3 separate regions of the Homo sapiens genome follow, and all the other regions are linked to region 1. Evidence: read pairs that join two places in POLR2A ChIA-PET (ENCODE). Cell type or tissue: OCI-LY7. All regions are shown on one strand. Region 1 overlaps SASH3 (SAM and SH3 domain containing 3). Region 2 holds the start of APLN (apelin). Region 3 has its middle 13 kb from the start of BCORL1.

What was found. Peaks named below come from ENCODE experiments on the same cell type or tissue, not always from the same donor. Only the 100,000 strongest peaks of a DNase experiment are listed, where the experiment ranks them.
Region 2: POLR2A ChIA-PET joins it to region 1 with 5 read pairs; 3 of 35 experiments call an interaction of 5 or more read pairs at or near these places.
Region 3: POLR2A ChIA-PET joins it to region 1 with 9 read pairs; 2 of 35 experiments call an interaction of 5 or more read pairs at or near these places.

The regions. Positions count from the first base shown.
Region 1 is chrX:129,783,055-129,791,054 of GRCh38, forward strand. It overlaps SASH3 (SAM and SH3 domain containing 3), which reads left to right. Exons shown (of 8, transcript NM_018990.4): 2 at 4,921-5,016; 3 at 5,377-5,523; 4 at 7,886-8,000. Among named protein-coding and RNA genes, the nearest start is that of SASH3, 7.1 kb to the left of the region's middle. RefSeq lists an enhancer at 2,350-2,439. In OCI-LY7, a CTCF peak has its summit at 7,290; a DNase peak (open chromatin) is centred at 3,447; H3K4me3 peaks cover 3,684 bases; H3K27ac peaks cover 4,662 bases.
Region 2 is chrX:129,651,144-129,659,143 of GRCh38, forward strand. It overlaps APLN (apelin), which reads right to left and starts at 3,813. Exons shown (of 3, transcript NM_017413.5): 1 at 3,421-3,813. The coding sequence starts at 3,487. RefSeq lists enhancers at 3,085-3,144, 4,837-4,926, 4,937-4,996 and silencers at 3,435-3,484, 3,575-3,654. In OCI-LY7, a CTCF peak has its summit at 4,916; a DNase peak (open chromatin) is centred at 4,928.
Region 3 is chrX:129,965,148-129,973,147 of GRCh38, forward strand. No RefSeq gene overlaps it. Among named protein-coding and RNA genes, the nearest start is that of BCORL1, 13 kb to the right of the region's middle. In OCI-LY7, no CTCF peak of the experiment used is centred here; no DNase peak of the experiment used is centred here.

The DNA of each region.
Region 1 (8,000 bases):
TTCCTACAGCACACCTCTAGTATGACCCCCACACCCTGCCAGCATGCACTTTGTATTTTCAGTGGCTCCTCACTGCCCACAGGATACATGCCCTTGGCCTGGCGGGCAAGAGCCTTCCATAGCCTTTTCTACTCCCCCACCCACCATCCCATCATCAGGCTCTCAACGTCTCTAACTTTCATTCTTGTTCAAACCCTTCCGAGCTCCACCTGGAGAAATCCTGCCTCCCCTGCATGGCCCAGCTCAGATATACCTCCTCCACAAAGCCCCGCCAGAGCCCTTCCCCCTCTGCACTCCCACCTGCTTTCCTAGGAGCTCTGTTCAAAAACCACCTGCATGCCATCACCACTACACTCAATCCACTGCTAACTTCTACACTGGTGGGGCGGGGCAACAGCATGAGCTCTGAGGTAGCACGAGCACAGCAACATACTTGGGTTTCCAGAGTCATAGACCTGGGTTTGGAGGCTTGCTCTTCCTAAGACCAGCTGCGCCACCCTGCCTAGGGCACTTCATTTCGCATCTTGGTCTCCTCTGCTTCGAGGTGCGAATATGATGCGGGGCTGCGATGAGGCTGGAGTGAGCTGGCACACAGGAAGTGCTTGGCAGGACACGGGCATGCGGGAGGAGTTTAGACCCTCATTGCTGGATTCTCACACACACAGAGGTAGGGCCTAGAGCTCACAGGGTGCTCAGTATATGCCTGATACCCTGAAGGAGCAGAGGGGGTAGCTCAGGAGACCACTGGGGAAAGCCAAGTTTGCTCAGGAAGTAAGGGAAGAGGATGCTGGCTGGGGCAGTGTGGACCTCTGAGAGATTGATCAGGGCATGGTTTCTGCATGGATGCTGCCTTTTAAGCTGGAATTGAAAAATCTTTCCATAGAAGTATAATATCCATACAGAGAAGTGGATAAATCATAATTGCGCCACCGAATGAGTTTCTATAATGTGAACATCCCCATGTAGACAGCACTTAGATCAAGAAACAACACTCTCAGAAGTCTAGAAGCTTCCCTCATGCCCCTGCCAGTTACTACACCCCCCCCTTCCCCCAGGGCAACCGCTATCCTGACTTCCAACAGCACAGGTGAGCTCTGCCAGGCTTTGAACTTACAGGGGGAACCATATCGTGTATATATACTCTTTGGTGGCCAGCCCCTTTACTCAACCATATGTTTGTGACACTCATCCATACTGTTGGGAACAGTTGTACTGTCTCCTACCTGGGTACTATTCTTTTGTGTGACTCTGCCACAATTAATTTATCCATTCTACAGATGATGGGCATTTGCGGGTTTTCCACTTAAATTGGAAGGGTGAGAAACTACGGCTGACAGAGAGAAGGGCAGAGTATTCCAGGTGGGGAAATGCCCAGGGTAAGAGGCTGGAGGTGGGGTGTAGGAAAGAGTAAGCATAAACCTACATTCCACAAGGGACTGCCGTGTCAGACAATGTTCCAAGCACTGTAGGCGTACTCGCTCATTTCATCCTCACAACAGCCAGATGAGGTCGGTGCTTTTGTCTTCATTCCACTAATGAGGAAACAGAAACCTAGAGAAGTTAAGAAACATACCCAGTTTACACAATCAGTGGCAGAACCAAGATGGGAACACTTGCCCTGATGTGAAGTGGGCTTCAGAGAGGTTCGATAACTTGCCGGAGGTCACAAATCCAGAGTTGAACTTCTGAGAAAGCTTCCCTCATGCCCCTGCCTGTCACTACATGCCCCCTTTCTCCCACAGTAACCACTATCCTGACTTACAATAGCATAGGTGAGTTCTGCCAGGCTTTGAACTATAATTATACAGGGGGAACCATATGGTGTATATATACTCTTTGGTGGCCCTACATTTCAAATGTATTGTATATTACATTTGAAATATATATTGAAATATATATTGTTGAGTATACTCAATGTATATTTCAAATGTAATATACAATACAATACATATATACAATACAATACATATATACTCAACAATATATATTTCAATATATATTTCAAATGTAATATACAATACATATATACTCAACAATATATTTAGTATATTTCAAATGTAATATACATTTGAAATGTAGCTCTTTCCAAGAGGCCCACACATTCCCCTGAGCCATGAAGTGAAAAGGGGGCCAACAGTGTATGGTACCACCTCCCCCGTCAGGCACGACTCCCAGGAAGTCCTCACTCCAAAGGGAAGCCAGCAGAAAAGCCAGCCAGGCTCAAGAATTTCAACTCAACCCTGAATGGGGGTCACCTCTCTCTGAAAGGCGGTCAAGATACTTGGGGCTGTCCCTGAGGTTGGAGGTAGGCTTGGCAAAATGCCACCCTGGAGGGCCCTGAAACTCGATCACCCAAAGAACATGTGTTTGTCCTTTCCATCTCCCTGGGCTGAGAGTAGCCAACTGGGCCCAAGACCCAGCACCATCTCTATAGTCCTTTGTGATTATCTCCTCCCACTTTGGACTAAAACTGAGACAGAGGGACCCTCGCACAAGGGTCTGGGAGCCAAAGGCCTTTCCTCCCAGCCCCCAGACTGCAGATTAATGACAGGAAAAGGCCTTGGGAAAGAGCTGCAATTAGAGGGCAGGCAGGCAGTGAATTTACTCTTCCCCAACAAAGCCGACTTCCGGCCCCATGCCTGCCCTCCTGCTTGCTTTCCAGCCTCACCAGTCCCCAGGGTTTCAGGGGCGACTCTTAGCCTCCTGGTCTGCAGATCAGGCTGAGGGTTGGTGGAGAGAAGGCCACAATAGGCCCCATCGGCCTATAAATAGCAGCCCAGCCTGCCCTCCTTGGGCCCAGGCCAGCCCGATGCCCACCCTCTCTCCGTTCCCTCTTTTCCATGCAATAAGAGGAGGAAGTTATCCAGGCAGCTGCATCCTAGCCATACAAGAGGAGGAAATAAATGGAAGGTGGAGGAGAGAAGGGGAAAGAAAGGGAGAAAAAGAGGAAAGAATAGTGGGAGGGGACAACCAAGAAAGGAAGATGGAGGAGATGCAGGTGAACCAGAGTGGTCACCCTGTGGTCATGCTTCCCCTCCCCCACACCCACCTATGGCCCCCTTTTCAGCTCCCCAGGGCAACACAGAGGAGGCTTTCTGACAGAGGCTGCAGGCACCCCACCCATCAGGCCCCAATCGTGCTAGCGTCTGCTTGGCCTGACCACTGACCTAGTTTCTCATCAACTACCTTGCTGTGACTTTTAGGAATGTGTGACCCCTGACCCCCAATTGCTGACTTGGCTTTGGTCAAGACCCATCAAGAGTACTAAACTGCTACACTGCAGTCCCCAGGAGTTGGGGCCAATTATTTGTGTGTGTGTTGGTGGGGGACAGGTGATATTGCCCCTGCCCTGGGAGTTTGTCACTGGACACACACAACCCCTTTAGTAGGAAAGAGGATGTGAAACCTTCAACGTTGTGTGGGTTTGGGGCTTCAGTTCCTCAAGCCCTTATCTCGGGTGTCTGCAGTCTATCCCACTCTATCTGTCTGGCCATCTGTGAACCCTGGTTCCTGTGTGTATCTTCTGGTCTTGACTGTTTATCTTGATACAGGCTCAGCCTTAACTTCTTGTGTCGAGGGCCTGTCCCCCTTACCTGCCTTGCCCTGGTTTCTGGCTGCTACCTTGCATGTGCATGCATATATATTTAAGAAAGCTCACTAGACTGGGCTCGGTGGCTCACGCCTGTAATCCCAGCACTTTGGGAGGCTGAGGCGGCAGATCGCGAGGTCAGGAGATCAAGGCCATCCTGGCTAACATGGTGAAGCCTCGTCTCTACTGAAAATACAAAAAATTAGCCGGGCCTGGTGGCAGGCACCTGTAGTCCCAGCTACTCAGGAGGCTGAGGCAGGAGAATGGCATGAACCTGGGAGGCAGAGCTTGCAGTGAGCAGAGATCTCGCCACTGCACTCCAGCCTGGGTGACAGGGCGAGACTCCATCTCAGAAAAAAAAAAAAAAGGCAAGCTCAGCCGGGCATGGTGGCTCACACCTGTAATCCCAGCACTTTGGGAGGCCGAGGTGGGCAGATCACCTGAGGTCAGGAGTTCGAGACCAGCCTGACCAACATGGTGAAACCCCGTCTCCACTAAAAATACAAAAAATAATAATAATAAAATAAAGCTCATATCCTGAAAAACATCTCATCAACACAGACCACAAACAATAATAGGTCATGCCTAAAAGTCCAAACACTGGCAAACGTCACTATTGCCAGCTCATCACATTAGTGGCTAAGATTAAAAGCTGAGAAGAAAAAGAAAATGGTGTCTTTCTTCTACCAAATTAGCCCCAATCACGTATGTCCTAAATCTGTGGGCCCCTTCTGTGAATAAGCCTCTACTGTGCTTTTCCAGAAAGTGTCATGCCAGGTCTTGCTGGCTTCTAGTCAGATTGTCTTGCTCTTCTTGGGACACAAATTCATCAGGCTGGAGACCCCAGTGTGTTTGTTCCTATCACTGTGACTGGGGACCTGGCTCAGAGTACACCCAGGACATGGAGGCCAGAGCCACGGGTTTTGGGAGGGATTTGCTCAGTTACACACTGGGCGATGTGCTCATGGATGCTGAGGTATGTCTCTAGTAGTAGATACACATTTACTCTGACTCATGTAGTCTTTCACTCCAGGATTCTGGGGACCAAACTTGAGGAACTGGTGGAATTTCAGGCTAAGTCTGAGGCCCGATTGAGGTGTGAAGCTCTTGAGGTCAGGAACTTGGTCTGTGGCCAGGGCTGGGGTGAAGAATGGAATGAAACCAGGTAGCCCCAAGAACATCGAGGTGCGTCACCCATTAGCCTGGGGCTCCCATGGCAATGTGGCTCTGTCAGCTCTGGGCTGTGGGTATTGTGTGGTGGGGGGAGGCGAGTATGTGGGCCCTCGGGCAGCCATTTAGCCCACTGATTGCAACACCCACCCTTTTTCCAGCTCTCCCTTCAGCGCTCCAGCAGCTTCAAGGATTTTGCCAAATCCAAACCCAGCTCCCCCGTGGTGAGCGAGAAGGAGTTTAATCTGGATGATAACGTGAGTTTCAGGGCATCCTTGTGGGATCTGGCTGCAGGCCCTGGGCAGGGGGGTGGGGGTGGGAGGGAAGAGGGTGAAGAGGAGATAGAATTGTTGGGGCGAAGCCCCCTTTAACACAGAGGGTCCACCTCTCCCCACACCAAGCACTCCCCTGCATTCCTTTCAATTATACATTAAATAGCAAACTATTTATAAATTTATAGGGCTAAGGACATGGCTGGGGTTAAGAGGGGAGGGGATGGGGGCCTCTCAGTTCCACCCCCTCCAGCTTCTGCTGTGACCCCAAGGCCTCTTTTGCCTCAAGTCCCGGACCTAGGCAGGACCACCAGGGTCCCTGGATCGCCTCTTTTGTTGTCACAGATTCCAGAAGATGACTCAGGTGTCCCCACCCCAGAAGATGCTGGGAAGAGTGGCAAAAAGCTGGGGAAGAAGTGGAGGGCAGTGATTTCCCGAACCATGAACAGGAAGATGGGCAAGATGATGGTGAAGGCCCTGTCAGAAGAGATGGTGAGGCCTGCAGATATAGGGGATGGGGTGTCCAGGGGGCCTGGGGACCGCTCTGGCAGAATGTGAGCATGACCACCTCAATAGCCACTACTCAGGCCGGAAGGCCCTATTTGATGCAAGAAGGAAGGTCACATGGGAGGGGAAACTCACTTGCAGCCACGGACAGGCAGCCAGGCAATCTTGACGGGGCAGGAGGCTGGCGGGGGAAGGGGTGGAGTTTGAGAAGGGATGAAAGTCTGGGCAACAGGGCTGGACATGGTGGCTCCTGCCTATAATCCCAGCACTTTGGGAGACTGGGGCCGATCACTTGAGGTCAGGAGTTTGAGACCAGCCTGGCCAACATGGCAAAACCCCATCTCTACTAAAAATACAAAAATTAGCCAGGCGTGGTGGCACATGCCTGTAATTCCAGCTACTCAGAGACTGAGGCAGGAGAATTGCTTGAACTTAGGAGACAGAGGTTACAGTGTGCCAAGATCGTGCCACTGCACTCCAGCCTGGGCAACAGAGCAAGACTCTGTCTCAAAAAAAAAAAGAAAGAAAGAAAGAAAGAAAGAAAGAAAGAAAGAAAGAAAGAAAGAAAGAAAGAGAAAAAAAAAAAAAAGAAAAGTCTGGGCAAGGGATGCTTCTTGAGGAGGCGGGCCTGGGACAGGGGCAGCTTGAGAAAGATGAAATGGCCTGAGGCAATCCATCCACCTCAAAGCTTTGCTTTGGAACTTCCCCGGGATTGGGAAGGCCTATTTTCTCTCATAGAATCCCTATGAGAGAAAACAGATTGGGCACAGTGGCTCACACCTGTAATCCCAGCACTTTGAGAGGCCAAGGCAGGTGGATCACCTGAGGTCAGGAGTTCGAGACCAGCCTGGCCAACATGGCAAAATCCCGTCTCTACTAAAAATACCAAAACAAATTAGCCAGGCGTGGTGGCAGGTGCCTGTAATCCCAGATACTCGGGAGGCTAAGGCAGGAGAATTGCTTGAACCCGGGAGGTGGAGGTTTCAGTGAGCCAAGATCACACCACTGCACTCTGGTCTGGGTGACAAGAGCAAAACTCCGTCTCAAAAAAAAGAAAAAAAAAGAGAGAAAACAGAGAAGGCTGGCTTCAGCCCAGGGAGGAAAGTTGGCACAGGCAGCTGTGGGGCAGGCATGACCCAAGAAGCTTAAATCACACAGTGGGTTTGGGTTGCCATGGCTCTAAAAGGAGCCACTGAGGCAGTGGTGTGCTGGAGTTGGCTCGTACTGGGCTTATACCAGCTCACAAGAGCAGTTGGTCAAACTGTCAAAAATTGTGCAAGCCAGTTGTTAAACACAACCATTATTAAAAATCAAATTAAAGAAACTTACAATTCAGTTAATTATATTTTTTTAAAAAGGTAAACTGGGCATGGTGGTGTACACCTATAATCCCAGCTACTCAGGAGGACGAGGCAAGATGATTGCTTGAGCCCAGTAAGAGTCCAGCCTGGGCAACATAGGGAGACTCTGTCTCTAAATAAATAAATTTAAAAAAATAAAATTTTGTAAAAACGAACAAAGGTAATACAGTAAATCTTCAAAACTCATCACTTCCTAATTCTTGTACTACCTTTTACTCTTATCAATGCTGCTGAGGTTACGTGCATCCATAGCATCTTCATGGTGGCAATAGCCTCACCCTCATTTCAGACAACACGTCCAGTGATGTCAAAATGGTAGCTTGACATTGGCCGTGGAGGGGAGTGTTTACAACACAGGAATTGGCAACTCATCAGGGCCAGCTGTTAAACAGTTATCACCTCACTGAGGTGTGGTGAGGTAGGGGGAGCTCTGGAGTCTGGCTTGGTTGTGGGTTGCCTTGGGACTTGAACCTGAATTCCCTTGGCCTGAGTTTACAGATGAGGAGTAAGTAACCCTTGGGCCTTACTCCTCATTTGTAAACTCAGGCCAACAATACCACTTACCTTCAAGTGTCACTGTAAGGATTCAGTGAAATGGCAGGCAGGCCTGGCACACAGAAACACAGGCAAAAGTAGTTTCCTCTCTAGCGACATTGTCTGCCCAGTTGTGCGGTAGCAATGGTTGAGTCCAGGTTGTGCCACCGTGGTCTTTTCTGTATGTACATCGGCACTTGAGGCTGACAAAAGCACATCCACATGGTGCCCTGGTTGAACCTGTTTCTGTGAGGTAACCAGGGCAAGGACTGTCACTCTCATTTTTACAAAAGGGGAAGAAACTAGGGCTCAGAGAGTGCCATTCAGCCTATAAGTGGTAGAGTTGGGGTTTGAGCCAGCCCCTAGCTCTTCACTAAGCCCAGGCCCATTTCTTCAGCTTCATGCACACCCCAGCAAGGCTCCTTAAAGCTTCCCGCCTACCCTCCCTGCAGGCAGACACTCTGGAGGAGGGCTCTGCCTCCCCGACATCTCCAGACTACAGCCTGGACAGCCCTGGCCCTGAGAAGATGGCGCTGGCCTTTTCTGAGCAAGAGGAGCATGAACTTC
Region 2 (8,000 bases), 130 kb before region 1:
TCTGGCCAGGAAGATGTCTAGACTCTAGGTCTGCAGAGAAGAACCACTCTGAGCTGACTGAACCCCCAGCCGGGCCCTGGAGAGCAGCCCCAGGCTTCTTGCATCCCTCCCATTGCGTTGGGGACTCATTGTCCTCAGCATCACCGAGATCTGCTGGCTCCTCCCGCACTCTGAGCCCGTCACCCACCTGTTTCCTACTTTTGATTCTGAGTCTGGCTCACCATCAGATAAGCTGACATCTGAAACCCTGGCTTTATGCTGTCCAAAGGAACAAATTAGAGGCTGTTGATTCTCATCACTGCAGAAGTCTTGACTGTAAAAAAGAATTCCCCTTTAGAAATGGAGGCCAGCCCTAATGCACTTAAATATTTTCTTCCAGCTCATTTGCTACGTAAAAGGAGGCTGGAGCAATCCTCCAAACAATCTCGAGCCTAGAGAGATTGGAGCCATTGCCTGCTGAAGTGCCATCAGCCACGAAGCTACAACATCTCCACGCTGAGAACCACAGTCAGGGGGAGGACAGGATTTGACTTTCATGCTATCTGAACTCCAACCCTGCCAATGCACAAAGAGGTACTTGCGACTTTTCAGGAACATGCCAGTCTCATCAGGAATGACGCACCTGTTTTTCCTCTCTCAGTCTGGCCTGTCTTGTGATGACTTTAAAAGCCCAAACGTATGCTCCGGTGGGGACCCTGCTGGCAATGCCCCTCCACTGCTCTGTGGTCCTGCATGTGTCTCTTTGTCTGCCCAGCCCCCCATCCCAGTCGCCTTCTCCAGGGCCCTGTGCTGTCTCCAGTGCCAGCTTTGCTGCCCTGGGATACATCATGCTCTGTCTGGTGGCCCTCTGCTTCCCTTGCCTTAGTTCTTTGCGAGGAGAGGCCTGGCTCAGGTTACACGGGTGCTTAGTGCTGAGGACTGGGGATGGAGTAGAGATGCCCTTCCCTGAGCAGGAGGGGTACAGTAGGCTCTCCTCACACTCCCACTGTGACTGCAGGCTTTGAGCTGGGCCTGCGGAGGGGGAGGAGAAGGGGAAAAAGAGGGGTGCTCAGAGACCGAGGGACACTTGGCCCTGGACCAGGAGTTCTCAGACTCACAAGAGCAAAGTGTATCCCAGGTCAGGAGGCAGTGGAGGAGTGTACGTGGTGGTAGCGGGGTGATGAGAGGCAGCGTGGAGAGGGGTCGGGGGTGGACATTTCAAGTCAGGACAGACTGTGGAGAGGAGGAAGTGTGGTTTTCAGGCTGGAACTTTGACTGGGGACTCTGGCTGGGGACAGCATGCCAGTCCGGGCCAAGGACAAAGTGGTTCTGGGATTCCTGCTTCTAACCCAGGACAGGAGCCAGCGGGAGCAGGACATGTGTACCTGGACCCTTGGCTGGTGGCCACTTCCAGGGACATGCCCTTCCTTGGCTCCAGGAGAAGTCAGGGAGTAGAGAAGTCAGTGAGAGCCCTGAAAGTTTCCAGCACGAGGCTTGAGCAAAATGTGAGGGCAACGAATTTATCCAAATCACAGTGGACAGATGACCTAATGAAGACGGGGGAATTAAAGCACGAAGTGGCAGGCTCTGGACCAGCCACATGGTGTTCGGGCATCCTGGCTGACTTCCCTTCCCTTGAAACCAGCTCTCTCCCCTTTGCTAGTACTGTCCCAATGGCTGGGACCCAGGAGGGTCTGAGTGGTTGTCTATTGGCCAGGGGTCTCCCCACAGCCTCTGGGGGGAGCACCAAGTGTGCAGATCCAGGAGCCCTACCTTCCTCTGGAACACTCTCTGCACCCAGTCTTCTTCTTCCCTGAAGGCACCACCCTGGACTATTTGCCTGTGGTGGTATTGTGCAAGTGTCATGCCTTGCCAATGACACCAGATGGTAGGCTCCCTGAGGATAGGCTGGTATGGTGTATCATTCGTATCTTACATTCGTATCTTTTGCTCCCTCTGTTACCTGCCTGACAGGAGTTTCTGTGGAAAAAGCCTACCCACTTCTTACTGTGGTGGTGGCTCACTTCGTGTTCAGGTCTTGAATAGAGAAATCACCGGCCAGCTACCTGGAGGCAGGAGGTGCCAGCCCCAACCACTGCACCTTTCTGAGAAGCCAGGCAGTGTTCCCAGAGCCACAGCAGGGCCAAAAAGCAAGAGCAGAGAAAGGAGGTGGCCTGCGATGAGAGGCAGGCAGAGCTGGCTGGGCCCCTCGGAGGCTCCTGGGCTGCATGCCATCCTCCTGTTCTGGAGGGTTTGGAACCACTTAGGGCCCTGTGCCCTTGCCCCAGGAAACTCACTGCCCTGCCTTCTCCTTCTTTCTGCTCCCACCTCCCTGTGACTCCAGCCATGGTCCTGGCGTTAGTCCACCTGGTCTTGGCCTTCCCCTTGTGTGGTGCCAGGCAGGCAGCAATGACAGCCAGATCATAGGACTGTGGCAGCTGGAGGTGGGAGCTGGCAGCCCCAGGAGACATTGACACAGAGGACAGGCAGCCTGGGATGGGGCTGCTGGGGCGTGGTTGGGGACCAGGCTAGGGGCGGACATGGGCACTAGTGCCAAGTATTGGCAGGTGAGGGCAAAAGGACTCCCCTTTCCTGAGCTGCAGGGAGGGGTCGGGTCAGGTGCTGTGCTTCCTCCTTTGGTGCCTAGCGGCAGGGAGACTAAAGTGAAGCATGTCCGTGCCTGGGACAGAAAGGAAGGCTGGAGCCAGGATGTAAGAGAACCAAGTCTCTGGGGGTGGGATGGAGGCTATGGGGAGGGCATCCTGTGCAGGGGAGGAGACCAGCCAGGACCTTGGGGTTAGGGAGGAGAAGACCAGCCCAGCCCGGCTGGGCCCGGCCCTGCCTGGGGGAGGCTGCCTCTGCTCACACATGCAGGCCGAAAGGAGCAACAGCTGGGCTCCATGCCGCCACCCCCTCCGCGCACTCCTGCCTATGCAACAAGTGTCACGTCTGCATGTTGGCACATCATCCCCGGTTTCCCGCGCCCCTGGACTGGCGGGAGGCTCCCAGCCTTCAGGGACCAGAAGACGTTCAACATGGGAGCCCAGCCCACTCGACTCTGGTCAGTTCCTTCCATCGATCCACGAGGGAGCGGGCATGTCCCCCGCCTCCACCTCTACCACGCGGGGTGCAGGGCGTGGGACACGCGGCGCACACCTGTGGTCCTGAGCTCCTGGGACTGCGAGCGACGGTTAGGAGGGACAAGGTGACGGGCAGGTGATGCCAAAGGCCGAGTTGAGCCCCGCAAAAGAAGCAGTCCTTGTGGCCAGCCGCCCCATGGCTCGGGGCGCTCTGTCAATCTGCTGCCTGGCGCTGGCCGGCGCGTGGCTGCTACTGCACGGCTCGCGCCGGGCTCCCCGGGAGGCGGGGAGAGTGCGAATAGGGCGGAGGGAAAGGAGCACGCCGGCTGCAGCCCGGGCGAGCGGGAGGGCGCGCACTCACCTCCACACACCGCGGTCAAGGAGAGCCAGAGCAGCAGGAGCGCCTGCACGCAGAGCCGCAGATTCATGCTGCTCCTTGGGCCGCCGCGGCCCCGGCGAGCCGGCGCGGGGGAGGAGAGGTCGGGCGCCCGGAGGCCAAGAAAGGCGCGAGCCGCGGCTGGCGCGTGCGGGCGCAGAGCTCGGGAGGCTCCCCGGCCGCTGAGTGTGCGCGCTGAGCCCCGCCGCTCCCGCTGGCCGCCTCCGCTCTTCTGCAGCCTCCTCTCCCGCCGCGGGGCAGCGCCGCGAAGCTGGCCTCGGCGGCTCCGGGAGCGGCAGCGGCGAGCTCTTTCTTAGCGGCTGGCTGCTCGGCCGCGGCTGCAACTGCCCGTGACCCCGGCTGCCAGAGAGAATGCTCCCCGCTCACTCCAGGGGCTGCATTTTGTAGCTTGTGGCTTGGCCGCGAGCCCACTTGGTCATGTGGTCATCGGGAGGGCTAGAGGGGGGGCAGGAAGAGGGAGAGGGAGCGAGCCTCCCGCACCGCCCCCCTCCAGGCACGCACTCTGCAGCCCCAGCCCGAGCGTGAGCGCGAGAGGGAACCCCGAGGTGGCCCCACAACAAAGGCTGCGCGGCCTCTCTGACAACCTACAACCGCTCCCCGGACAATGCCCGCCTGGCCGGGGGCCAGAGGGTTTGCAGAGACCTGAAGGATTTCAAACACAGGAAGCATTTGGGGCGGTGGAGGGGCACACTTAACCCTTTCTCACCTTGCTTCCTTAACAGCTGTCAGGAAACCTGGGCGCTTAGGGAAGGACTCAGTCTGGGTTGCCTTCACTCACGCCCTCTACCTCTGACCCTGGTCCTTGCCCTTGCCGCTGGCCAGCTTCAAGGGTTTGGTCAAGACAACCAAACACTGGCCCTCCTCTCTCCTCTGCATTTTCAACTGGCTTTGAATTGGGGGTGACTGCCTAGGCTTGTGCCCAAGGCTTGATTAATTGCCCAGGCCCCTCATGTTCCCTGCATCCCCCAGGAGGCACCCTCTACCTGGAATGCCCCCACCCCACCCTTCCGTGAGCAATTCATTCTTTGCAGCAGCACCTCAAATCCCATCGCATCCAGAAGCCTTCTCAGGATAACACTAATCCAGCAGGGGCCGCCCATCAGCTCCTCCCCACTGTTGGGACATGGGACAGCTCCTATGGTCTACCCTTTCTTGTTCCCTGGAGCTGTCCTCATTCTAGTTCCCCATCAACGTAAGAGGCAGGTGGTTTACCCAACTCCACACAGTCAAGGCTGGATTCATTTTGCGTGTACTTGCGATTCCGCTTTAGAAGCGGGTCCTGAAGTTGTTTGCCTTTCCAGACTCGATTGTTAGCTGCTTCTATAGCTTGGGAGCTCCCAAGGCATGGGGCTGCTTCCCTCATTGGACTGGGAACCCCCTAAGGTAGGATACTGTCTTCTCACTCTTCTGGATCTCTCCAAAGTCCCCAATATCTTGCTCTGCACATAGGTGGCACTCAACACATATTAAAAGACTGAATCGAAAGGTGTCTCCACCTTTCAGCAAGCCAGGCAGTTTGCTTGAAGTGTTAAGTCCAGATTTACACAAAAGATACATTGGACAGGGTGCGTGTGTGCCATAAAAGACATGAGAGACCATGGCATATTTAAAATATCTTTGAAATGTTGCAAAAATCCTATATATACACAATGTATTTATTATCAGTCTCTCTCCACCAGAAGGGTTACCTCCACAAGGGAGGGATCTTTGCTTTGTTCACAGCTGTGTCCCCAGACCTAGAACAGTACCTGCGACATGACTGGTACTCAATACATAATTTTGAATATATAAATGAAATTTTCAAAAACATCTTTACTGCCTAAATTCAGGTAGCAGGAAGGGAATAAGATAAGGTTCTCATTAATAGCCTATGGCCCATTAACCACACTCAAGTAAAAAAAAAAAGCATGTGAAGCATGGCACCCCTCTTCATCCTTGAGACCCAGGATATGAGTAGCAGACATGGGTAGCAGGAGACCATTCTCCCTTCACTGTTCCCCTGGAAAGAGTTTGCTTTCTTTCTCTTTTCTTTTTCTTTTTTTCTTTTTTCTTTCTTTCTTCTTTTTTTTTTTTTTTTTTTTGAGACCGAGTTTTGCTCTGTCGCTCAAGCTGGAGTGCAATACCCTATCTCAGCTCACTGCAACCTCCGCCTCCCAGGTTCAAGCGATTCTCCTGCCTCAGCCTCCTGAGTAGCTGGGATTACAGGCATGCGCCACCATGCCCGACTAATTTTGTATTTTTAGTAGAGACGGGGTTTCACCAGGTTGGTCAGGCTGGTCTCGAACTCCTGACCTCAGATGATCCACCCGCCTCGGCCTCCCAAAGTGTTGGGATTACAGGCGTTAGCCACCACGCCTGGATGGAAAGCATTTTCTAACCAGGAGGAGAAACACCTGGCTTCTAGTCTCCACCCTCATTTGCTGTAGGGCCTTGCCATCATCACCTAAACTTACTGGGGTTCATGGAGGTGATAATCTCTGCTCTACCCACTTCAAAGTTGTTATGGGATTAAGTGAGATAATGTGCCTGAAGGTACCGTGCAAATTAAGAATAAGCTCTTGCAGGGTTGTTTTTAGGAAACTTGGTGCTCCAATCCTTGATTGGGCAAGCCCATGCACACCCAAATAAGTGTCCCCCATAACTAGGTTAATAGAAGCCTTCATATTTAATTGCACCTTTACTAGGGTGTGTATGGCATATTGCTAAGTGGTTGGAACACATAGCGCTTTCTAATACAATAGCCACTAATCATATTTCCAATGAAGTTTAAAATTCAGTTCCTCAGTTCCACTGGCCACGCTTCAATTGCCTATATGTGGCTAGTGGCTACTGTATTGGACAGCACAGAATAGAATCTTCAATCACTGCAGAAAGTTCTATTGGTTAGAGCATTCATTCATTCTTCTTTTTTCTATAATCCATTTTCCCACCCTACCTAGCCTTCAAAATGTACAAGGTGAGGGGAAAAAAAGCATAAAAGCAAACCAATAGAAATTCAAGCCAAGCTGAAGGCATGCGTTTAGAGTAAGATTTAAAGATCTGACACTTGGGAGAATCATTTTTTAATTGAATCCTTCTCTTCATTTAACCAAATTACATCCATTTTTTTTTAGAGGCAGGGTCTTGCTCTGTTACCCTAGGCTGAAGTGCAGTAGTGCAATCACAGCCCAATGCAGGCTCAAACTTCTAGGCTCAAGTGATCCTCCCACCTCAGCCTCCCAAGTAGCTGGGACTACAGACATGCACCACCATACCAGGCTAATTTTTAAATTTATTTATATTTTTTGTAGAGACTGAGTCTTACTATGTTTCTCAGGCTGGTCTTAAACTCCTGGTCTCAAGCAATCCTCCCATCTCGGCCTCCCAAAGTGCTGGGATTACAAGTGTGAGTCACCATGCCTGGCCACATCTGTTTTCGTAGTCCCAGATCCAAGATTTCATCTTTCTTTCTCAGGACACCCTTGCCCACAGTGACTTTGCCCTCTCCATAACAGCTATGGCTGTACCTGTCATTGGTAGGTCCTCTCACAGTGCATCAGGAACACTTTTGCATCTGCACACTGTGCTCTACGGGCCTGCTGTAATTCTGCAGAGAGGACCCATCACCACCATATCCATTCAGGGGTCAAGGCCCATGAGGCAAGGAACGCAGCTCTGATTGCCCACTCTGAACCCCTTGTAGGCTCCCAGATATCTTAATATCAGATTGAAATGACCAGTTTTCGAATATCTGTATCTATTTGCCAGACTTTAAGGTCACTGCTGTGATAGCACCTAGCACAATGCCTGGCACATAATTGATACTTCATAACTGCCTGTCAGGTGAGCAACTGTCGGCCCAACACTGTGCTGTCTTTTGTTCAGGATACTATTGAATGAATATCAGCAGGATAAATGTTTTAAGGCATAAGTCTCCAATCCCTGGGCCATGGACCACTATGGCTCCCTGTTCTATTAGGAACCAGGCCTCACAGCAGGAGGTGAGCAGCAGATGGGCCAGCGAAGCATCATCTGTATTTACAGCCGCTCTCCATTGCTCCCATTACCACCTGAGCTCCACCTTCTGTCAGATCAGCAGTGGCGTTACATTGTCATAGGAGCACGAACCCTATTGTAAACTGCATGTGTGAGGGATCTAGGTTGCATGTTCTTTATGAGAATCTAATGCCTGATGATCTGTCACTGTCTCTCATCACCCCCAGATGGGACCATCTAGTTGTAGGAAAACAAACTCAGGGCTCCCACTGATTCTACATTGTGGTGAGTTGTAGCATTATTTCATTATATATTACAAAAAAAAAATAGAAATAAAGTGCACAATAAATATAATGCACTTGAGTCATCCTGAAACCATCCCTCCTAACCCTAGTCCATGGAAAAGTTGTCTTTCATGAAACCAATCCCTGATGCCAAAAATGTGGGGACCACTGTTTCAAGGTATTTCTCTGGAGATGGGAAGGAGGTACATGAAACTGTCCACACTCTCCTGCCCTGAGGCAGCAAGTAGCTGTAAAATTTCTGGAAATGTTGCTGCATTTGGGGCT
Region 3 (8,000 bases), 180 kb after region 1:
AGTCTGTGGCAGCAGGTCACTGTACCCCTGGATGTCTCTGTCACAACTAGAGGCTTGGTGTTCAGAGGCTCAGCACACAGCCAAGGCCATTCACACCACAGATTATTGCTATTTGAGTCTTTTCAAGGGCCTTCAGGATCCTGCAAAGCCTTGGAACCGTTCTGAACATCAATCAACAAACAAATGGGGTCATGGATGGGGAAGCACTTTGTGACCCGCAAAGCCCCATACAAATGTAAGGGATTATTGCATTGTATTGCAAAAAAAAGCATTCCGATTCTTTGAAGATTGTAGTTATATGGGTTTTGGCACGCAGGAGTCTACTGCATTATAAAATGTGTTTGTGTGGGAGTGCCTGTCGTGCGTGTGCATGTTCAGGGTTAGGATCTGTACATAGAAACCTACCTGGCCAAATGGCACATACAAAGGGTCACTTAGACCACACAAAGCCGATATTGGTGAGTTATCAAGAATTCCCTGCCCCTCTATCTTTTTCAATATGCTTTTTTTTTTTTTTTTTTTTTTTGAGACGGACCCTTGCTCTGTCTCCCAGGCTGGAGTGCAGTGGCACGATCTCAGCTCACTGCAACTTCTGCCTCTGGGTTCAAGCGATTCTTCTGCCTCAGTCTCCCGAGTAGCTGGGACTACAGGCGCACGCCACCACACCCGGCTAATTTTTGTATTTTTTTAGTGGAGACGGGGTTTCACCATATTGGCCAGGTTGGTCTCGAACTCCTGACCTCCTGATCTACCGTCCTTGGCTTCCCAAAGTGCTGGGATTACAGGCGTGAGCCACCGCGCCCGGCCTCAATATGCTTTTATATAGGTGCTCTCGTTGGATTCTCCCCACAACACTATGCCACTGTTAAGTTTCCCTGAGTTGAGTTTATTCCAATAAAGTACACAGTGAGCTTGGAGGAATCTACTTTTGAGACTTGCAGGCGCTGAGAACTTCGCCTGGGAGAAATTTTCAGGCAGAGAAAAACATGGTCTGTGTAGGTCCTGGCAGGACACTCCAGACCCATGCCAACTTCCCTCCATTCTCTGTCCCCACAGAGCAGCTCTACAACGCCTCCATGATGACCTCCAGACCAAGAAGAAGGCTCTCTTTCAGTCAGACATTCAGTCAACAAACACATACTGAACGCTTTCCTATTGGTGCCAGGCTTTCTGCTAGGTCCTGGCACTACAGAGATGAAGAAGCCTTCACTGCTCCTCATTCACCCCTCACCTCTCCAGCCACAGGTTTCGTGGCATCTTTCCCCCTTCAAGGCTCGCCTTGATGTTCATTTTATTCTACTAAGCGAAGGCAGGGCTAATGGTTTTGAATCCAGCCTGGTTATTCGGTCTCTGATGGAGCAACAAGGGACCCTTTTGGAGAGGGCAACACTCAGAACATCAAATGGGGCTCTCAGCCATGGGCTGTGGGTATCACAAAACTCCAGAGGAAATGCAAGCCTGTTTAGGTTGCTTTTTGTCCACACCTTTGAAAATTCAGGAGATAAAATCATGCAATCGGCCTTGTGTTGAGACAGCATTTTCACCTCAGCTTCAGGTCTGGAAGGCCTCTCTGGTAAGTCCAGCACAGGCTGTCACATTTTTTGGGGGCAGTTAAGGGGCTCTATTTTTGGCCCCCAAGACATAGCCATGTGCATCCTTAGTGGTGAAATTATTATTATTATTTGAGACAGAGTTTTGCTCTGTTGCCCGGGCTGGAGTGCAGTAGTGCGATCTCGGCTCACTGCAACTTCTGCCTCCTGGGTTCAAGCAATTCTTGTGCCTCAGCCTCTCGAGTAGCTGGGATTACAGGTGCCTGCCACCATGCCCGGCTAATTTTTTGTATTTTTAGTAGAGACGGGGTTGCGCCATGTTGCCCAGGCTGGTCTCGAACTCCTGAGCTCAGGCAATCCACCCGCCTCAGCCTCCCAAAGTCCTGGGATTACAGGCTTGAGCCACCGTGCCCAGCTTTAGTGGTGAAATTCTAGCTAGCTAGAATACTCAGGCAGAATGACATACCAGATTTTGGAATTTTCTTATATTTGTTTTTTTTTTTTTTTTTTGAGATGGGGTCTCGCTTTGTCACCCAGGCTGGAGTGTAGTGGTGTGATCACAGCTCGCTGCAGTCTTATCCTCCCAGGCTCAAGCGATCCTCCCACCTCAGCTTCCCAGGGTAGCTGAGACTACAGGCACATGCAACAATGCCCGGCTAATTTTTGTATTTTTAGTAGAGACAGGATTTTGCCATATTGCCCAGGCTAGTCTTCAACTCCTGGACTCTAGAGATCCTCCTGCCTCAGCCTCTCAAAGTGTTGGGATTACAGGCATGAGCCACTGCACCTGGATGAAATCTGTTTTGTTTTGTTTTGTTTTGTGAGATGGAGTCTTGCTCTGTTGCCCAGGCTGGAGTGCAGTGGTACAATCTCGCTCACTGCAACCTCCGCCTCCTGGGTTCAAGCAATTCTCCTGCCTCACCCTCCCAAGTAGCTGGGATTACAGGCACCCGCCACCACGCCCAGCTAATGTTTTTGTATTTTTAGTAGAGAGATGGTTTCACCATGTTGGCCAGGCTGATCTCGAACTCCTGAGCTCAGGTGATCCACCTGCCTTGGCCTCCCAAAGTGCTGGGATTACAGACGTGAGCCACCGCGTCCAGCCTGGATGGAATTTTTCAATTAAACAAAAAATTTTTTTTCTTTTAGTGACAAGGTCTCATTCTGTCACTCTGTCACTCAGGCTGGAGTGCAGTGATGCGTTCATAGCTCACTGCAGCCTGAAACTCCTGAGCTCAATGATCCTCCCACCTCTGCCTGCTGAGTAGCTAGGACTACAGGCATGGGCCACCACGATTAGATACAGGGTCTCTCTATGTTGCCCAGGCTTGTCTTGAACTCTGAAGGGCTCCACTCTCAAGCAGTCTTCCCACGGCCGCCTCCCAAAGTGCTAGGATTACAGGCATGAGCCACCCTGCCAGGCCGGAATTTTCTAATTTACTAAAGGTTAACCTCCAAATCATTTTTTTTTTGTTTAGATGGTTGGTGTGAAAAATCTAACATGCGTGTGCTCACTTTCTGGATTGTCAGTAGAGTCTACTGAGCAACTTGATGGAATCTCTCTTTGTTGAGTGAGTGTCTGGCAGGGATTTGCAATCAATGGATCCCAAACTGGGATCCAACCCATAAAAGTCTGTAGGAAAGTCTATGAATTATGTTTGGTATTTTATAGTCTAGTGAAACCATACATGAACCTGGATGAAGCCTCACAGGTTAATGACAACATCAAGTGATTTTTGGCTTTGGCTGAGATTATATGACTTCAATGTGGCTAGCTCAGGCTGATCTAATGTTCTGATGCAGTTTTATATGTATCTTATAAATTTTTAACTGACAAATTAAGCATTACTTGGAAATATATCCTGTTTAAGTAGATAAGTATTTGGGACACGGAGGGGATAGGAGCACAGACTCTGAAGCCAGACTTTATGGGTTTTCTTTTTTTTGGAGACAGGGTCTCACTTTGTCACCCAGGCTCGAGTGCAGCGGCATGATCATGGTTCACTGCAGCCTCAACCTCCTGAGTTCAAGCAATTCTCCTGCCTCAGTACCCCAAGTAGCTGGTACTACAGGCACACGCCACCACACCAAGCTAATTTTTGTATTTGTTTTTTTAGAGACAGGGTTTCACCACGTTGGCCAGGCTGGTCTTGAACTCCTGAGTTCAAGGGATCTGCCTGCCTTGGTCTTCCAACGTGTTAGGATTACAGGCATGAGCCACACACCTGGTCAACTTTCTGGATTCTAATCCTGACTTCAAATTTACTAGCTATTGGCCAGGTGTGGCAGCTCATACCTGTAATCCTAACACTTTGGGAGGCCAAAGAAGGAGAGCACTTGAGCCCAGGAGTTTGAGACCAACCTGGGCAGCATAGTGAAACTCCGTTTCTTAAAAAAAAAAAAAAAATCTTACTAGGTGGGAATGCATAAACAAATTGTGGTATATCCATACAATGGAATATTATTCAGCTATATAAAGGAAAAAAGTACTGATATGTGCTATAACATGGAGGAAACTCAAAAACATGCACAAGAAGCCAGATACAAAAGACCACATATTATATGATTCCATTTAACTTTTCTCTCTTTTTTTTTTTTTGTTTTGAGACAGAGTTTCGCTCTTGTTGCCCAGGCTAGAGTGCAATCGTGCAATTTTGGCTCACTGCAACCTCCACTTCCCAGGTTCAAGTGATTCTCCTGCCTCAGCCTCCCAAGTAGTTGGGAATACAGGCATGTGCCACCACGCCCAGATAATTTTGTATTTTTAGTAGAGACAGGGTTTCACCATGTTGGTCAGGCTGGTCTTGAACTCCTGACCTCAAGTGATTCACCCATCTCAGCCTCCCAAAGTGCTGGGATTACAGGCGTGAGCCACCGCGCCTGGCCCTATTATTCTTTTTAATTTAAAAAATTAAATATAGAGATGGAGTCCTTTTTAAAATTCTATTTTAAAATTAATTTGTTTTTATTTCAATAGATTTTTGGGAAACAGGTGGTGTTTGATTACATGAATAAGTTCTTTAGTGGTGATTTCTGAGATTTTGGTGCACCCATCACCCAAGCAGTGTACACTGTACCCAATGTGTAGTCTTTTATTTCTCACCTCCATCCCACCCTTTCCCCCGAGATGCTGTACCCAATGTGTAGTTTTTTTTGTTTTGTTTGTTTGTTTGTTTTTTGAGATAGTCTCACTCTGTCACCCAGGCTGGAGTGCAGTGGTGCGATCTCAGCTCACTGCAACCTCCATCTCCTGGGTTCAAGTGATTCTCCTGCCTTAGCCTCCCTAGTAGCTAAGACTACAGGCACACGCCACCACACCTGGCTTATTTTTGTATTTTTAGTAGAGACAGGGTTTCACCATGTTGCCCAGGCTGGTCTCCACTCTTGATCTCAAGTGATCAGCCCACCTCTCCCAAAGTGCTGGGATTACAGGCATAAGCCACCACACCCGGCCAATGTGTAGTCTTTTATCCCTCACCTCCCTCCCACCCTTTCCCGAGACCCAAAAGTCCTTTGTATCATTCTTATGCCTTTGCATCCTCATAGCTTAGCTCCCACTTGAGTGAGAACATATGATGTTTGGTTTTCCATTCCTGAGTTACTTCACTTAGAATAATGCTCTCCAGTTCCATCCAGGTTGCTGCAAATGCCGTTATTTTGTTCCTTTTTATGGCTGAGTAGTATTCCATTGTGTGTGTATGTATATATATAGATACACATTCACAATGTTTTTTTTTTTTTAGACAGTCTTGCTCTGTTACTCAGGCTGGAGTGCAGTGGTGCGATCTCAGCTCACTGCAAGCTCTGCCTCCAAGGATCAAGCGATTCTCGTGACCTAGCCTCTTGAGTAGCTGTGGATTACAGGCATGTGCCACCACATCTGGCTAATTTTTGTATTTTTAGTAGACACGGGGTTTTGCCATATTGGCAAGGCTGGTCTCGAACTGCTGGCCTCAAGTGATCTGCCTGCCTCGGCCTCCCAAATTGCTGGGATTACAGGTGTGAGCCACTGTACCCAGTATATATATACATATATATATCACAATTTCCTTATCCACTCATTGATTGATGGGCATTTGGGCTGGTTCTGTATTTATGCAATTTCGAATTGTGTTGCTATAAACATGCCTGTGCAAGTATCTTTTACGTATTTTTTTTTTTTTTTTGAGATGGAGTCTTGCTCTGTCTCCCAGGCTGGAGTGCAGTGGCGTAATCTCGGCTCACTGCAACCTCCGCCTCCCGGGTTCACGCCATTCTCCTGCCTCAGCCTCCCGAGTAGCTGGGACTACAAGCTCCCGCCACCACGCCCGGCTAATTTTTTGTATTTTTAATAGAGACGGGTTTTCACCATGTTAGCCAGGATGGTCTCGATCTCCTGACCTCGTGATCTGCCCGCCTCGGCCTCCCAAAGTGCTGGGATTACAGGCGTGAGCCACCGCGCCTGGCTTTTTTTTTTTTTTTTTTTTTTTGAGATGGAGTCTCTCACCCAGGCTGGAGTGCAGTGGCATGATCTCAGCTCACTGCAAGCTCCGCCTCCTGGGTTCAAGCGATTCTCCTGCCTCAGCCTCCTGAATAGCTAGGATTACAGGCATGTGCCACCATGCTCAGCTAACTTTTGTATTTTTAATAGAGATGGGGGTTTCACTATGTTGCCAGGCTGGTCTTGAACTCCTTACCTCGTGATCCACCCGCCTCAGCCTCCCAAAGTGCTGGGAGTACAGGCATGAGCCACTGGGCCCAGCTAGTATGACTTCTTTTCCTCTGGGTAGATATTCAGTAGTGGGATTGCTGGATCAAATGGTAGTTCTACTTTTAGTTCTTTAAGGAAAGAGGTGGAGTCTTGCTATATGGCCCAGGCTGGTCTTGGACTCCTGGCCTGAAGTGATCCTCCTGTCTTGGCTTCCCAAAATGCTGGCATTACAGGCTTGAGCCACTGTGCCTGGCCTATGATTCCATGTAAATGAAATATCCAGAATAGGTAAATCCACAGAAACAGAAAGAAGATAGCTAATTGCCAGAGGTTGAGGGGAGGGGGAAACAAGGAGCAAGTGCTTGACAGGTAGGGAGTTTCATTTTGGGGTGATGAAAACAATTTGGAACTAGAGAGGTAGTGGTTGTACAGCACTGGGAATGTACTAAATACCAGTGAATTTTACACCTTAAAGTGTTTTTTTTTTTTTTTTTTTTTTTTTTTGAGAAGCAGTCTCAATCTCTTGCCCAGGCTGGAGTGCGGTGGCACGATCTCGGCTCACTGCAATCTCCGCCTCCTGGGTTCAAGTGATTCTCCTACCTCAGCCTCCCGAGTAGTAGCTGGGACTACAGGCACCTGCTGCCACGCCCAGCTAATTTTTGTATTTTTAGTAGGGACAGGGTTTCACCATATTGGCCAGGCTGGTCTCAAACTCCTGACCTTGTGATCTGCCCGCCTCGGCCTCCCAAAGTGCTGGGATTACAGGTGTGAGCCACTGCACCCGGCAGTTAATTTCATATGAATTTGACTTCAACTGACTAAAAATGTGCTAGTTGGACAAGCTTGGGCAAGTCACTGAATCTCTCTGTACCTGAATTTCTTCATTTATAAAAGGGGAAAGATATAGTATCTACATTATGGGGTTGTTATGAGTATTAAATAAGCTAATATTTGTAAAATCCTTTGATCAGTGTCTGGCACATACTAAGTGACATATAACTGTGTCAAATGGGGTCCATGAAGGGAAAGAAATAATAAAAACCCTCGGTAGTGAAACGTTTGGGGATCTATGGTAAAGACGAAAAGGAAAAAAGTGCTTAATGTCCTTCAAGATGTAGTCCCAGAACCCACTGGTTCTAGAATTTACTGTAGAGACTGTTTGAAATGCAAAGTACGAGGCACCACCCCAACCTATTCAATAAAACCCTAAGTGGGACAGTGTCTTGGAATGTAAATTTTAAGGAGCTGTCCTGGGTGATTGTGATGTACATTAAAGTTTGAGAAAATTTGGTAAGAGTATAGACTGAATGTGTGCTAAAGGCAGAACATTCATTACCTAGATTGTAAAGAAAAGAAAAAAAATCCAAATCCCAGGTTTTACCTTGTTTTTAAATCATCTTTTAACTTTCAGCACAAAATGGACAATTCCTGTGGAGCTCTTGCAGTTTAATGAGCAAGAACAGACACACAAGAATACATATAAACACACATCACACACACACACATACCACACACACATACACAGAGAGAGAGAGAGAGAGAGAGAGAGAGAGAGAGAGAGAAAGCCGAAATAAGAATGGTATCTTTACTGAGTTATCTATAGCTCGTGACACTATGTGCTTACTCTCTGCTGTTAATGCTGGAAGCTCTATGCTGGGCCACGTGGAGGACACAGGAAAACGTGGCCCTTGCTGTCCAGATATTTACAAATTCTAAGAGACAAGATGGCTACACTGGGGTGTCTGTGGGTGGTTGGTTTG